Regions from separate parts of the Homo sapiens genome. Here region 1 is linked to region 2. Evidence: chromatin contacts called from ENCODE Hi-C or POLR2A ChIA-PET data. All regions are on one chromosome and are shown on one strand. The core of a region is the stretch at or near the end of the contact, and the rest is flanking DNA. Distances in the headings are between cores, read along the strand shown. Region 1 has its middle 28 kb from the start of MEAK7. Region 2 has its middle 160 kb from the start of MPHOSPH6.

Region 1 (6,043 bases), core at 1,372-3,871, 2.2 Mb after region 2:
AGCCTCTGCACTGTATGTAAACCATCAAAATGTGGAGACAGTTGCTATGCTTGAGCAGAGTGCTGGTGATTTGGGACTGATCCACCACTACATTACAGAGGGCCTGGAGGTCTTGTTATTTGCAAAGCAGAACTCCAGCTTGAACTCTTGACACTTTTAACAGAACCACTGTATCTTTAGCTCTTGGCATCTGAGTTTCCTTTCCCAAAACTTCTTTCCTGATCAGCAGGGTTATTACAAGTGGCGGTGACGTGCAGTACCTTGATGATGTTTGCCATAAGCCTGTGGGAAAGGGCCTATTATTTGCTCTACTTTGCAGTGACAGAAACCAAGGCTCAGAGATGATAATGTCTGGCCCAAGACCATGTGTCTAGTAAGTAGCAGATCTGGGATTCCAGGACATGCCAACTACTTCCTGTGTGCCCTTCCCCACCCATTCTCGATCTTTCTCTTCTCTGCTCTCCAGCCCGGAAAGCTGATCTCTAGGATCTCGTCCCTTAGGCTCCCTTGGATTTGGCCAGTGGGAGGCACTAGCAGGAGCTCAGAGGCTGGCAGGAGACAGAGGCCAGGGCACCCGTCACCCTCCCCTCAGCGCCACTCACACTGGGTTTGCTTTCAGCAGTGGCTCCATTCTTCTGCTATGGTCTTGGCTCCTGTCTGTAAACCTCATCCCATGCTGCGTCGCTGGCTCGCAAACTCCCTGACACCATTCTCTCCTCTCACACCTGCTGCAGCTTGCTGGGTGCTCTGGCATCCTGTTCTGGTCCCTCTGACCTGCCCATCCTCTCTGAAGAGACTCTTCAATCCTCTGGGTGTGTCACCCTTCCCTGATGGCATACGCCCATCAGACGGTCATCAGCCACTGAGAAACCTTGAGCCACACAAGAGAAAGAGTACGGGCTTTGGAGCCAGACAGTCCTGGGTTTCCTCATTGAGCCTCGGTTTCCTCATCTATGCAATGGGCACAGTAAGAGTTGCCTACCTTCTTGTCTTTCAAAGTGTGGTCACAGACCAGGAGCATTAGCATCACCCTCCAGCTTGACAGAAATGCAGGTGGGGCTGAGTGGCATGGCTCACACTTGTAGTCCCAGCACTTAGTTAGAGAGGCTGAGGCAGGACAAGTGCTTGAGCCCGGGAGTTTGAGACCAGCCTGGGCAACATAATGAGACCCTGTCTCTATAAAACATTTAAAAATTAGCCAGGCAGGGAGAAAAAAAAAGGAAATCCTGACTCTCAGCCCCCAACCTGGGACCTGCTAAATCAGAGTCTACATTTTAATGAAATCTCTAAGGAATTCATGTGTACATTAATTTTTGAAAAGGCCAACCCCACCTGAAAAGACTTCCGATTTGGATTAAATAAAATTTAAAGTTCCTGGTACATTTTGATTTTGATAAAGGTTAATTTTCTTTCCCCACCCTTCCTTTCTGCCCCCACCATAATGTAGAAACTATTTTTTTTGAGACAGGGTCTTACTCTGTCGCCCAGGCTGGAGTACAGTGGCACGATCATAGCTCACCACAGCCTCAACCTCCTGGGCTCAAGCGATCCTCCCACCTGAGGCTCCTGAGTAGTTGGGACCACAGGCGCATGCCACCATACCCAGCTAATTTTCCTATTTTCTGTAGAGACGGGATCTCGCTATGTTGCCCAGGCTGGACTTTAACTCCTGGTCTCAAGCGATCCTCCCACTTCAGCCTCCCAAAGTGCTGGGATTACAGGTGTGAGCCACACCCAGCTGGAAGGTAGAAACTTTACCCTCCTCCTGATGTGCCCTCCTAATAAACCCTGAGGAGCCGGTAGCTGCCTGAGTGCCTGCACTTGACATGCATGATTGCATTTCATCTCACAGTGCCCCTCAAAGTAGAAATGATGGGCACCATGCGACAGATGAGGAAACAGATGCTCAGAGATCTTGCCCAAGATATCTGTGGCCAATACACAAGTCAGATGCATGGCTTGTCCCAGTTCACTGTGGTGGAGGCAGGTCTGGAAACCAAGTCTGTCTGACAGCACAGCCCTTGTTCTCACCAGTACGTTCTGCTCCCTTTGTCATGAAGCCTGCTGCAGTTTGGGATCGGAGTTGGTTCACTGCGTTTCTAAGCATCATGCCTGCTCATGCACTCATTCATTTGCTCATCCATTCACTCCTTCCAAAGGCTGAGAGACGTGGTATCCTTCCCAGGTGAACAAGTCCCCGGCGCCACCCACACCTCCGCCCCCAGGTCAGTCTTGACACTCCAGATGAACGCACCCTCCAAGCAGACAAGCCAGAACCTGAACAAAGGAACCCAAAAATGTTACCAACTTGCAAACTGATTGCAACTTGAAAATGTATTGCAGCTTGACATTTATTGAAAATGACTGCAATCTTGGCTGCTGGGTTTGCATTTTTGGCAAAATGTCCCTTTAGTCCCCTCTGCTTGCTGAAATCCCTCCATTCTGATTCTCTCATTCACAAGCTCAGCCAGGGCACTCACTGGGAGGGTGAATGTTAACACAAGCAGTGACCTTTCCAGAAAAGAATGACCATTCGCCTCCGCATTCCCGAGAGGAATTCCCCAGGAGCAGCCGAGGAACTTGGTACCATTTCTAAAAGCACATTCTTGGCTGCTTAACATCTCATGTCCATATTTGGGAGTTCTTGTGTCTTGTTGCATTCATGTGCGGTTCCCTTTCAGGGCAAGGCCTCAGCTCCAGGCTATCTGGGTCGTTTCCTGCCTGCGGCCCAGTAGGAAGAGAGTTAGTGGTGGCTTCTGACAATCTCCATAGGAGGGATGTTAGAGCCAAGGCCAGGGCAGGAAGGAAGCTGCCAGCTAAGCGGCTACTGGAAACTCCCGCTGAGGATGCGGCACCAGGAACACAACCTTATGACTGTCAGAACATCATAGCTGCACATTCATTTGGCAAAATTTAGAAGCGTGTTTATTTTTTTTCCTTATGAAAGTAACATAACCACCTTCCAGAAGAGAGAAGCAAGAAACCTCACACAGATTATGCTGGGAGTCCCGAAGACCACCCTCACATTCATAGATTTGCTAAAAGAATTCATATGGGCTTCGGCATATTCAGGTAGCTGTATGTGTGGCTAAGATTTATTTACAACAGTGCAGTAAGGATACACAATCAGCTCAAAAGGCGAAACCGTAGAGTTGGAGTCTGCAGGAGTCCATTATGAGGCTCTCTCACGCCCTCCCCTCCCCAAGAAGGGTTGCACAGAGCACATTCCGTCCCCATCAACAAAAATGCAGCTGTGTGTCTGCAAGGCTTCTGTCCAAGGAAGCCCATCAGAGACTCAGCACCCCAGAGTTTTTCTAAGGGCTGGTCAGTTGGCACCTTCTTCTTAGCAGGTACCAAATTCCCAGCTCCCGAAGGGAAGCACGTGTTTAGCACGAACCACATTGTTTGTGGTCTAAGCACAGTGAACCACTTTTATCATTTAGGAAACAGCTCAAGTGCCAAGTTCCCAGACACCAGCCAAGAGTCAACCTAGCAAGCAGGTCTTCCGAAAGATAGCAGTCTCAAGCCTGCTATACTAACTTCTGTCTGCACAACCACATATATGCAGCTGGAATACGGCCACCCCTAGCAGTTCTGTGAATCGCCCTCCTTTCTTTCCTTTTTTTAACCTGTGACTATTTATACATCTTAATTATAATCTTGTCACATGAAGTGAAGCAACACAGAATTATACAATTTTATATTTTTTTTCACTTGATATCATAATTTTTTTTTTGAGACAGAGTCTCACTCTGTTGCCCAGGCTGTAGTGCAGTGGTGTAATCTTGGCTGACTACAACCTCTGCCTCCCAGGTTCAAGTGATCCTCCTGCCTCCACCTCCCAAGTAGCTGGGACTACAGGTGCGTGCCACCACGCCTGGCTAATTTTTTTTTATTTTTAGTAGAGATGTGGTTTTGCCATGTTGGCCAGGCTGGTCTCCAACTGACCTCAAGTGAACTGCCCACCTCAGCCTCCCAAAGAGCTGGGATTACAGATGTGAGCCACTGCACCCAGCCTCATAACATAACTTTTAGTGGCTGAAATCATGCACGCATCCCACCAGTATTTACTAAATGAGTGATGTTCTCTTCAGTAGATGTTCTGTGATTTATTACAGTGCATGGTTGTCTCTTTGATGTTCACTCTTTATGCACCTATTGTGCAAGCCTGAAAAACTAGGTGAGCTCTGGTCACTAAAGAGCCAGGGGAAACAGCATTATTTCAGGTATGATTAACAAACAAGCCTGATGTGAGCCCCAGCCAGGACTCTAGAATGGATTATTCAATGGAGGACCTGGAAAGCGGGAAACACTTGGAAAAGAAATCATTCATGTTCATGACGAAGTCACATGAATTAATAATAATATTAGTAATTTCCATCACTACATGCCAGGCAACTTTATCGAATGATTTCCAGATCATTAAAGATCAAATTATCTCCCTATGCCTCATAGCCATCTTGGGGGGATAAAGAAATATTATTATTCTCATTTTCCAGCTGAGGAAAAGGGAAGCTCAGACAGGTTAAGTGACTTTCCCAAGGCTACAGAGCCCATAAGTGGAGATGCTGTGACTCAGATCTAGACCCATTCACAACCTAAGCCTGATCTCCATGACACTAAGAGCACCATGCCAACCTATTTCCAACAGGCTACAAAAGGCTGTCAACCAGGAAAAGGCAACAGACACAGTGAACCTGGATGTCAGATGGCTGGCAAGGTCTCTCATTATTTCCTTGACATTTAATCCAGTTAGGTGGGTTCCAAATTGTTGCAAGACAGCCCTGAATGGGAACCTACTGATTCATGGGCAGGACTGATGGCCACCCAAGGGGGTGACATGTCACAGGGCTATGGGCTCAGCATGTCCTGGCCAACAGTCTAATGAGCGATCTGGAAAGAGGCAGAGAGGCAGGCTATCTCTGATACGCCCATGCCCCATCAGCCCTCAGCATGGTGCCTAGATGCAATGTGCTCCTGACCTGGGCAGACACAGCCAGCTAAGAGAGCCCCCTGTATGGTCACCGCTGACTGATCCCCTTCCACTCGGAGCCCCAGCAACTCGGATGCTGCACACAGAACGGTTTTATCCAATCCAAAATCATCTTCTTCTTTCTCCTTCTCCCCCTCCTCGCCCTCCTTTTCCCCCCATTCCTCCTCCTCCTCTCCCCATTCCTCCTCCTTCTCCCACTCCTCCCCTCCTGCTCCTATTCCTTCTCCCCTTACTCCTCTTCCTTCTCCCACTCCTCCTCCCTCCCCTTCTTCCTCCTTCTCCCCCAACTTCTCTTCCTTCTCTCACTCCTCCCCCCTCCCCCTACTCCCTCCTCCTTCTCCCACTCCTCCCCCTCCCCCTCTTTCCCCTCCTCTTCCTCCTTCTCCTTCTTCTTCTCCTTCTTCTTTTCTTTTCTTCTTCTTTCTAACCTAAGAGTTTATAAAGAATTGGAGGGCGGTATTTGAAACCACCATGGAGAATGAGTACGGTATTCAGTTAATTCCAGTTAATTAAACATAATATAGCCAAAGCTGCAAGTGTTTGGACACATTAGCAAGAAATGTCAGGGTCCTGCCTGGCCCCTCTCACTGCATTGCTGATACATTTGGTGAAGAGAAAGGCCTATGTCTCTTTGTCCTGATCTGATCTGGACTCCTCCTCATCATCCCGCCTGTGTTAGTGCCTTTTGGATTCTTGGACTGTACCATCTGCCCTACGAACAGCCCTCCCTGGGCCTTGGGCCCCGTCTGCTCTTGGGCCAGTAGCATGGAGTTTAAAGGCGTTTGCTCCCATCCCCCCAAAGGCTCTCTGTTGACCACCTGCCCCAGGAATGCCTTTTCTTTCATGTTGTTTAGTCATGCCGAACTTTCTCTGTCCTCTGAAGTTTTACTGCCTATAGCTGCCCCTTTGATGTAATTCTAGGCAAGATTTCTAAATGCTGATATAGGAGTTAAGAAGAAATTAGGCAGATAGTAACGGTATGGGAGTTCGCAGTAAGGCTTTTCTTTTAAACGAAAAGCAGCCCCAAATTATTTTCTTTTCTAACAAAGA
Region 2 (6,628 bases), core at 369-2,868:
TTCCTTTCAAACCAGGACTTGCTTTGAACACCGAAGGAAGAGGATGGCATTCTAAGAAACAAACGACCAAGGAACCCTATCAGATTCTTTCTTACTCATGTTACTTCCCTGCATGAGGTGACTACTTATGCTGAAAATGAGGACATAGAAGGAATGGGACAGATTGGGCAACACAGAGTTTCTTTTCCTTCCAGTCCTTCCTTATAGTAAGGTGAAGGTGGATAGTGTTGATAGAATGTGTTCCTAGAATATAAGAAGTGAAATAAAGCAGTTGAATCAGTTTTGTGCAACAATTTCACTGTCCTGGTAAGAGTATAATATATATGCATGCATGAGCTGTGGAATACAAATTGTATAATTTCTTTTTTTTCAAATTGTGTCATTTCTGTGATTCTGCACATTAGTTAAATTCTCCTATATGTGCATTTAAAACTGACACTGCACAATTCAAAGATGATGGTAAAATTCATGTTAACAAGTTAATGTGTTAATTTTTAAATTTTTTACTTAGAATGGTGTTAAATAGCAAATAAACAGCATCATGACAAGTTGAGAGAAAGATTGTGGAAGAAAGGAAAAAACTGTACATTTCAGTATCATTAACAACATGTTTTTCTGCTTTTGAAACAAGAGGCCCCACGTTTCATTTCATTTGCACTGGGCCCTGCAGGTTATGTGGGTGGCCCCGCAAAGACAGTTGTTGGGCAGAAGCCATAAGTTCTCAAAGTGTGACCTCCAGAGTCCTGGCTCTGTTAGGCTGTGACAGTTTTCCCATTTCCAGCCTCAGCCTCACTTCTGTGGCTAGCAGTGCCTCATGTTTGCTTTCCCACTCAGGTTACTGGGTTTTTTTTTTTTTTAATGCTTTTAAAGAACATTTTGCTTTTCTCCCATTTCTGTCCTTTTCCCTCCCACCATCATTTTCCCAACGCTCCTGGCATTTCAGGGATACAAACAAACCATCAAGAAACGACCAGTGCTGGCCTCTGGCCACCCGCTGTGAGAGTTACCACTGCAGAACCATAGGCTGGGTCTGATGCCCTCAGCAGGACACATTTTCTGCTATGTTTGAGGGAAAGTGGCCAAAACAGTCCTCTCTCTCACAACCTCTTCCTTTGTAGGGCAGCAGTGGGTGCCTCATGGCTGGAAAACTCACTCTTGCTTTCTGCAAAGAGGACTTTTTTTTTTTTTTAATCAACTAAGTCAATTGTTTGATGAGAACACCATGAATGGTCCACCACAGTTTTTGATGATATATTTCTGTGACGGTTACCCCTAACTCTACTAGACAAGTTTTTCACTCCCCACCCCTTTAAGCGCAGAAAATCCAGAGCAGAAATTTCAGTGTGATTGGGAAATTGTGAAGACTAGTTTGCTCTTGTATGACGGAGGATGGCAGGTAAACAGAGCCAGGTAGAGGAATGTTTATTGGAGAGAAGCTTTCTCAGACCAGGGCACATTTCTCCTCAGCAGAATGAGGGGAAACTGTTAAGACCCTAGCTTGCATCCCAAGCCTCCTCCCTAATAGAGATGTGTGGAGGGTGGCAACATTGCCCAGGACTTTGTGCAATGGTGGCGTTTTCTGGGCTTTTGTTCCTGCTTCCATTGACTGCCAGCTTGAGTCCTAGCCAGAGCCGGTCTGGGAACCGAGCTTTCATTGCTATTGTAGAGGCAACTGTGGCTTTCACTAACTAAATAGACGAGGAGGGAGAGGCAAATATTTGCTGAGTGCAACTTGATCTCCACTGCAGGGCTTTCATAGTGTCGCATGACTGAACTTACCCCATGGCCAGACAGTGTGCCGGGCTTCCTATCGTTTACCTCATTTATTTCTCACCATGTGGCTATGTGATATGGGGACTGTGACCCCCGCTTTAAAGTAGGAAGCTGCAGCTACTGAGAGAAGGCAATTAATTCAAAATCATACAACAATAGGAAGCAGAGTCGAAACCTCTATCCAGGTCTTTCTCCTTCTGAAGCATGAATTCTTTCCACTGTGCCATACTGTCAAATCCCGATTGACCAGTCTTTCTTTTTCTCTTCTTGCCTTTCTCTCTCTTTCTTTGATCTCTCCATCTACTCATCCACATATCTATCCTTCCTTCGTTTATCATGCACTTTTCCAAAAGTGTGGTTAAGGTACTGATTTCTTATTCTGCAGAATCGAGTCCTGGTAAGAGTGATCTCTTGTTTGAAATCTCTGTCACATATCCAGACTGATTTCCTCACTGCTTCCTGAACATAACATATGCATTCCTGATCCTACTTCTTTCCCTTATCACATCCTCTCTTAGCCATCACCACATACCTTCTGCCATTCCCTTCCATAGCTAGCTATCTCTCCTGTCAAAATTGAAGCAAACATTTATTGAAAGCTTACTTTGGGCCAGTTGCTGCTATATGCACATCACCTATATTTACCTAAAGTCTCCCCAACCCAGTGAGGTGGGTGCAATTGTTGTGCTGTGTTGTTCAAGGAAGAAGTTATGTTCTGGGTTGTTGGTGATGGGTGGGGGTGAGTAACTTGCCCGAGGTACATGGGTAATGATGTATAGGTGTTGTATTACTTCCTATTGATTATGTCATTTGTTGCTACATTTCTTCAGGTAGTGCTTTGGGATAGTCAACCATTTTACATGGATATGTCTCATTTTCCCAAGGAGATGACCTGTGGTTTGAAGACAGAAATTCTATCTTGCAATCCTTTAAGTATTTCCTAGAGTTAAAGGTTGTACTTGCTGAGTACACAGTACCCTATACAATAATATAAATACAAACAGAAGTGCACATGCCTCATTGAGATGTTAGAAAGTACCTTCGGACACTATATAACAAATGAAAAGTTTTTGAATTGTAGGAATCTGGAGCTGAAAAAGATATTTTGAAAAAAACAGTAACCTAGGTTTATTAGGGTAAAGCTGGCTTCTGTAACATACAAGCTCAAATTGTAGGTTGCCAAATGTTTAGTGTTCAATTCTCATTTTTGTAAATGCAACTTCCTGGATGGCAGATGGCTTTCCTCCAAGCAGTGATTTGGAGCTCCAGGCTTCTTTTACCCTGTTGCTCCACTGTCTTCAACATGAAGCCTTTAAGATCATGGTGTTTGTCTTCATCAATCCATAGAGGGGAGAAAGAAGCACAGAAGATCCCTCATAGGAGGGATGGACAAGGCAGACCTGGATGAGCTGCTCATCACTTGCACACACATCTTGTTGGCTAGAACTCTGTTGCACTGGCACAGCCACTGCAAGGAAGGGTGGAAGATGTAGACTGCAGGCCCATGAAGAAGAGGAAGTGGGTTGGGTGATGCAGCAACCATTGTCATGTCAGAGATGATTGATAAGTTTGCTGTGCCAACTCTTGTGGATTGGGAAACAGCTGCTCAACGTGGTGCGTAAAGAAGGATTTTGAGGCTGAGTCCATGCTTAGAAAGAAAGGGTTTATTCGCTTTGTCAGACAGTCTGTGAGCAGGGCTGAGGGAGGAGGAATGGGAATGCACACATCAATACTTGCTATCCCTGATTCTAGTTTGCCTTCTTCATTTTATTTGTATTAATGTATTCACCTCAGATTCACAGGGCAACTATCAGGTGATGGAGACTCGTAGAAGGGTAAGTCATGGTCTCTCCCCCTGCATTGAGCTCAAGTGATTCAGGAGAGAGAATTTATGATAGAGTGTGGTCCCTGTGATAAAGGGACAAGGACCGAGTCCTGTGGGGATGCACAGAAAAGGGCTGTAGAGGAGAGGACAGGCCTCGGAGTCAGTGACCTGCTCAAGGTCACACCATGACTATGCACCAGGTTCAGAACAGGAACAACCGGGAGTCCTTGTTTATAAAGTGGGAGACTGTCACCTGCCCCTCAGGCTTGCTGGAGATAATGCACACAGGGCTCACAGCAGAGGCCCTCACAGAGTAGGTGCTAAATACACATGTGGTGCTATTGGTGACTTTCTCAGTTTGTCTGTTATCCAGCAAGTGTGAAATGACCATTAGGGCTGGCAGGTACGATATTTATTTACTCAACAGTCAGTTATTGGCAGAGCTACTGTGTGCCTCCTGCTGTTCTGGGCTTTGGGGGTTGATATTGTTTGGATATTTGTTCCTTCATATCTCATGTTGAAATGTCATCCCCAGTGTTGGAGGTGGGTCTGGTGGGAGGCAATTGGATCATGAGGGTGGATTGATTTCCCACATTTAGCGCCATCCTCTTGGTGCTGTCCTAACAATAGTAAGTGAGTTCTTGCAAGATCTGTTTGTTTAAATGTGTGTGGCACCTCCCTCCCAGACCTTGCCCTTGCTCCCACTGTGTGATGCGCCTGTCCCCATTTCACCTTCCAGCATGAGTAAAAGCTCCCTGAGGACTTCCCAGAAAGCTGGGCAGATGCTGGGCAGAAGCTGAGCAGATGCTGGTGCCAAGCTTGTACAGCCTGCAGAACCATGAGCCAATTAATTTCTTTTCTTTATAAATCACCTGGTCTCAGGCATTCCTTTACAGCGCCGCAAGAACCGCCTAGCGCAGAGGTAAATCAGTGAATGAAACAGACACATCCTGCCTTTGTTGGACTTACATTCTGGTGTAAGGAAACAGATAATAAATAAAACATTTAAGTGAATCAGAGAGTCTAAGCAGGTTGGGAGTGCCATGAAAGATGGAGGATGCTAAGGGGGATCGTCCATGACTAGTACTGGGGGAAGGTGGCAAATAAATCTTTACAAAGGGATAGCCAGAGAGGGCTTCACAGGAAAGGTCATTCTTGAGCAAAAACACAGAGATGTGCAAGCCTTGGCTGAAGTCCTTGAAAACTTCCAAGGGTAGAATTGTCTCCTTTTTTTCAGATAAGGACAGCAAGGGTACTGGAGGTAAAGCAGCCTGTCCAAGCTCACATGAGGGCTAGTATTTGAGCCACGTATCTTGACTCCAGTGGCTCAGAAGGAAACAGGTGGGAGGGAGCATGAGTTTGTGCTTGACATTCTTGGTCTGGAATGTAGGCCTGAATCAGACAGCAGACTTTGATGGTGTTTTTCTCCCTCCCCGTTCTTAATCACACTCCGTTCCTGCATGGTTTCTTTACTTTTGCACACCACCTATCTAGACGTAATGAATAATATTTGGAGCTGCAAACAAGAGAGCATTTAGTGGTCATGAAGCCTTGACAAAATGTGTACATGGTTTTAAATATTCCATTATAATGCATGGTGAGGCGAGGCTAAAAATGAGAGCATATAAAAGCCTGCGTGATTTGATTGATGACACTCTATCAATATTGATGGCCGTGAGCACATTGGGAAGTTGGGAAGCTGTATTTCTACGGTGTCCTGCTAGCATCCAAGTCTGCAGGGATGATATATTGTGTGAAAGCCCGGGTATCACACTGCTGTTACACTGACATTAAGTAATGATAATGGGGCTCAGCTTTAGTTTGAAGTCAAATCAGTTTTGAGTGAAACATGGGCTCGTCTGTACTGGGTGCTGGGGGTTGGGGGTAGGGGCGGTTCCCAGGATCATTTGATCTGGGACTGTCTATGACCATTCCTGTACACTGGCTACTCCTGAATCTGCGAGAATGAGGAAGTGCTTGCTCTATCCCATGAGATGTCACTCCATGAGATGATGGAGGCAGAAACTGGAATGATGTATTTACAAGCCGGGGAATGCCAGGAATTGCTGGCAATGCCAGAAGCTGGAAGAAGCAAGGTGGGATCCTCTCCTGGAGCTCTCAGAAGGAGCACAGCCCTATTAATACCTTGAGTTTTGGATGTTTGGCCTCCAGAACTGTGAGATAATATATTTTTATTGTTCTAAGATACTTAGTTTTGTGGTAATTTGCATACCAGGAAACCAATAGAAACACTTTCTGGCGTGTGACCTTGGGCAAATTGCTTAACTTCCTTTGCCTGCTTCTGCATCTGCAAAAAGGATTGGCATTAGTACTTATTTCTCTTTGTGAGAATTGTGAAGATTAAATGAGAAATCCATGTAGAGAACTTAGAACTGTGTCTGCCATGTAGCGAGTGCTCAGTAGATTTTGTTATTGTTTCTGCTATTCTCATTCACATCTTCATCCTTGTTATTCACTGGTTCCAACTATGTGCTAGGCTCATTATGCATAGCAGGATCTTTTTCTTATTTTTTAAATTTTTAATAGCTACATATTTTTTATTATACTTTAAGTTCTAGGGTACATGTGCACAACGTGCAGGTTTATTACATATGTATACATGTGCCATGTTGGTGTGCTGTACCCATTAACTCGTCGTTTACATTAGGTATATCTCCTAATGCTGTCCCTCCCCCCTTTCCCCACCCCACGACAGGCCCTGGTGTGTGATGTTCCCCTTCCTGTGTCCAAGTGTTCTCGTTGTTTAATTCCCACCTATGAGTGAGAACATATAGTGTTTGGTTTTCTGTCCTTGCGATAGTTTGCTCAGAATGATGGTTTCCAGCTTCATGTAGATCCTAAATAGGATCTGTATAAAAATAGTTCCTATTTTTCCACATCCTCTCCAGCACCTGTTGTTTCCTGACTTTTTAATGATCGCCATTCTAACTGGTATGAGATGGTATCTCATTGTTGTTTTGATTTGCATGTCTCTGATGGCCAGTGATGATGAGCATTTTTTCATGTGTC

The links. Hi-C counts contacts between places; a loop is a spot of excess contacts on that map. ChIA-PET counts read pairs that join two places held with the same protein, here RNA polymerase II (POLR2A).
Region 1: a loop to region 2 is called in a map of ovary, with 28 times the contacts of the local background. The contact joins two enhancer-like sites. A Hi-C loop is called at or near these places in 1 of 168 maps with a recorded cell type or tissue (ovary). POLR2A ChIA-PET finds 5 or more read pairs at or near these places in 1 of 52 experiments (activated CD4-positive, alpha-beta T cell).

The regions. Positions count from the first base shown.
Region 1 is chr16:84,529,835-84,535,877 of GRCh38, forward strand. No RefSeq gene overlaps it. Among named protein-coding and RNA genes, the nearest start is that of MEAK7, 28 kb to the left of the region's middle. RefSeq lists silencers at 1,593-1,806, 2,089-2,383 and enhancers at 1,920-2,597, 2,598-3,276, 3,277-3,953. Within about 2 kb of position 2,622, at least 22 of the 41 ENCODE cell types and tissues checked have a DNase peak (open chromatin) inside an H3K27ac peak, as active enhancers do.
Region 2 is chr16:82,328,278-82,334,905 of GRCh38, forward strand. No RefSeq gene overlaps it. Among named protein-coding and RNA genes, the nearest start is that of MPHOSPH6, 160 kb to the left of the region's middle. Within about 2 kb of position 1,619, at least 5 of the 41 ENCODE cell types and tissues checked have a DNase peak (open chromatin) inside an H3K27ac peak, as active enhancers do.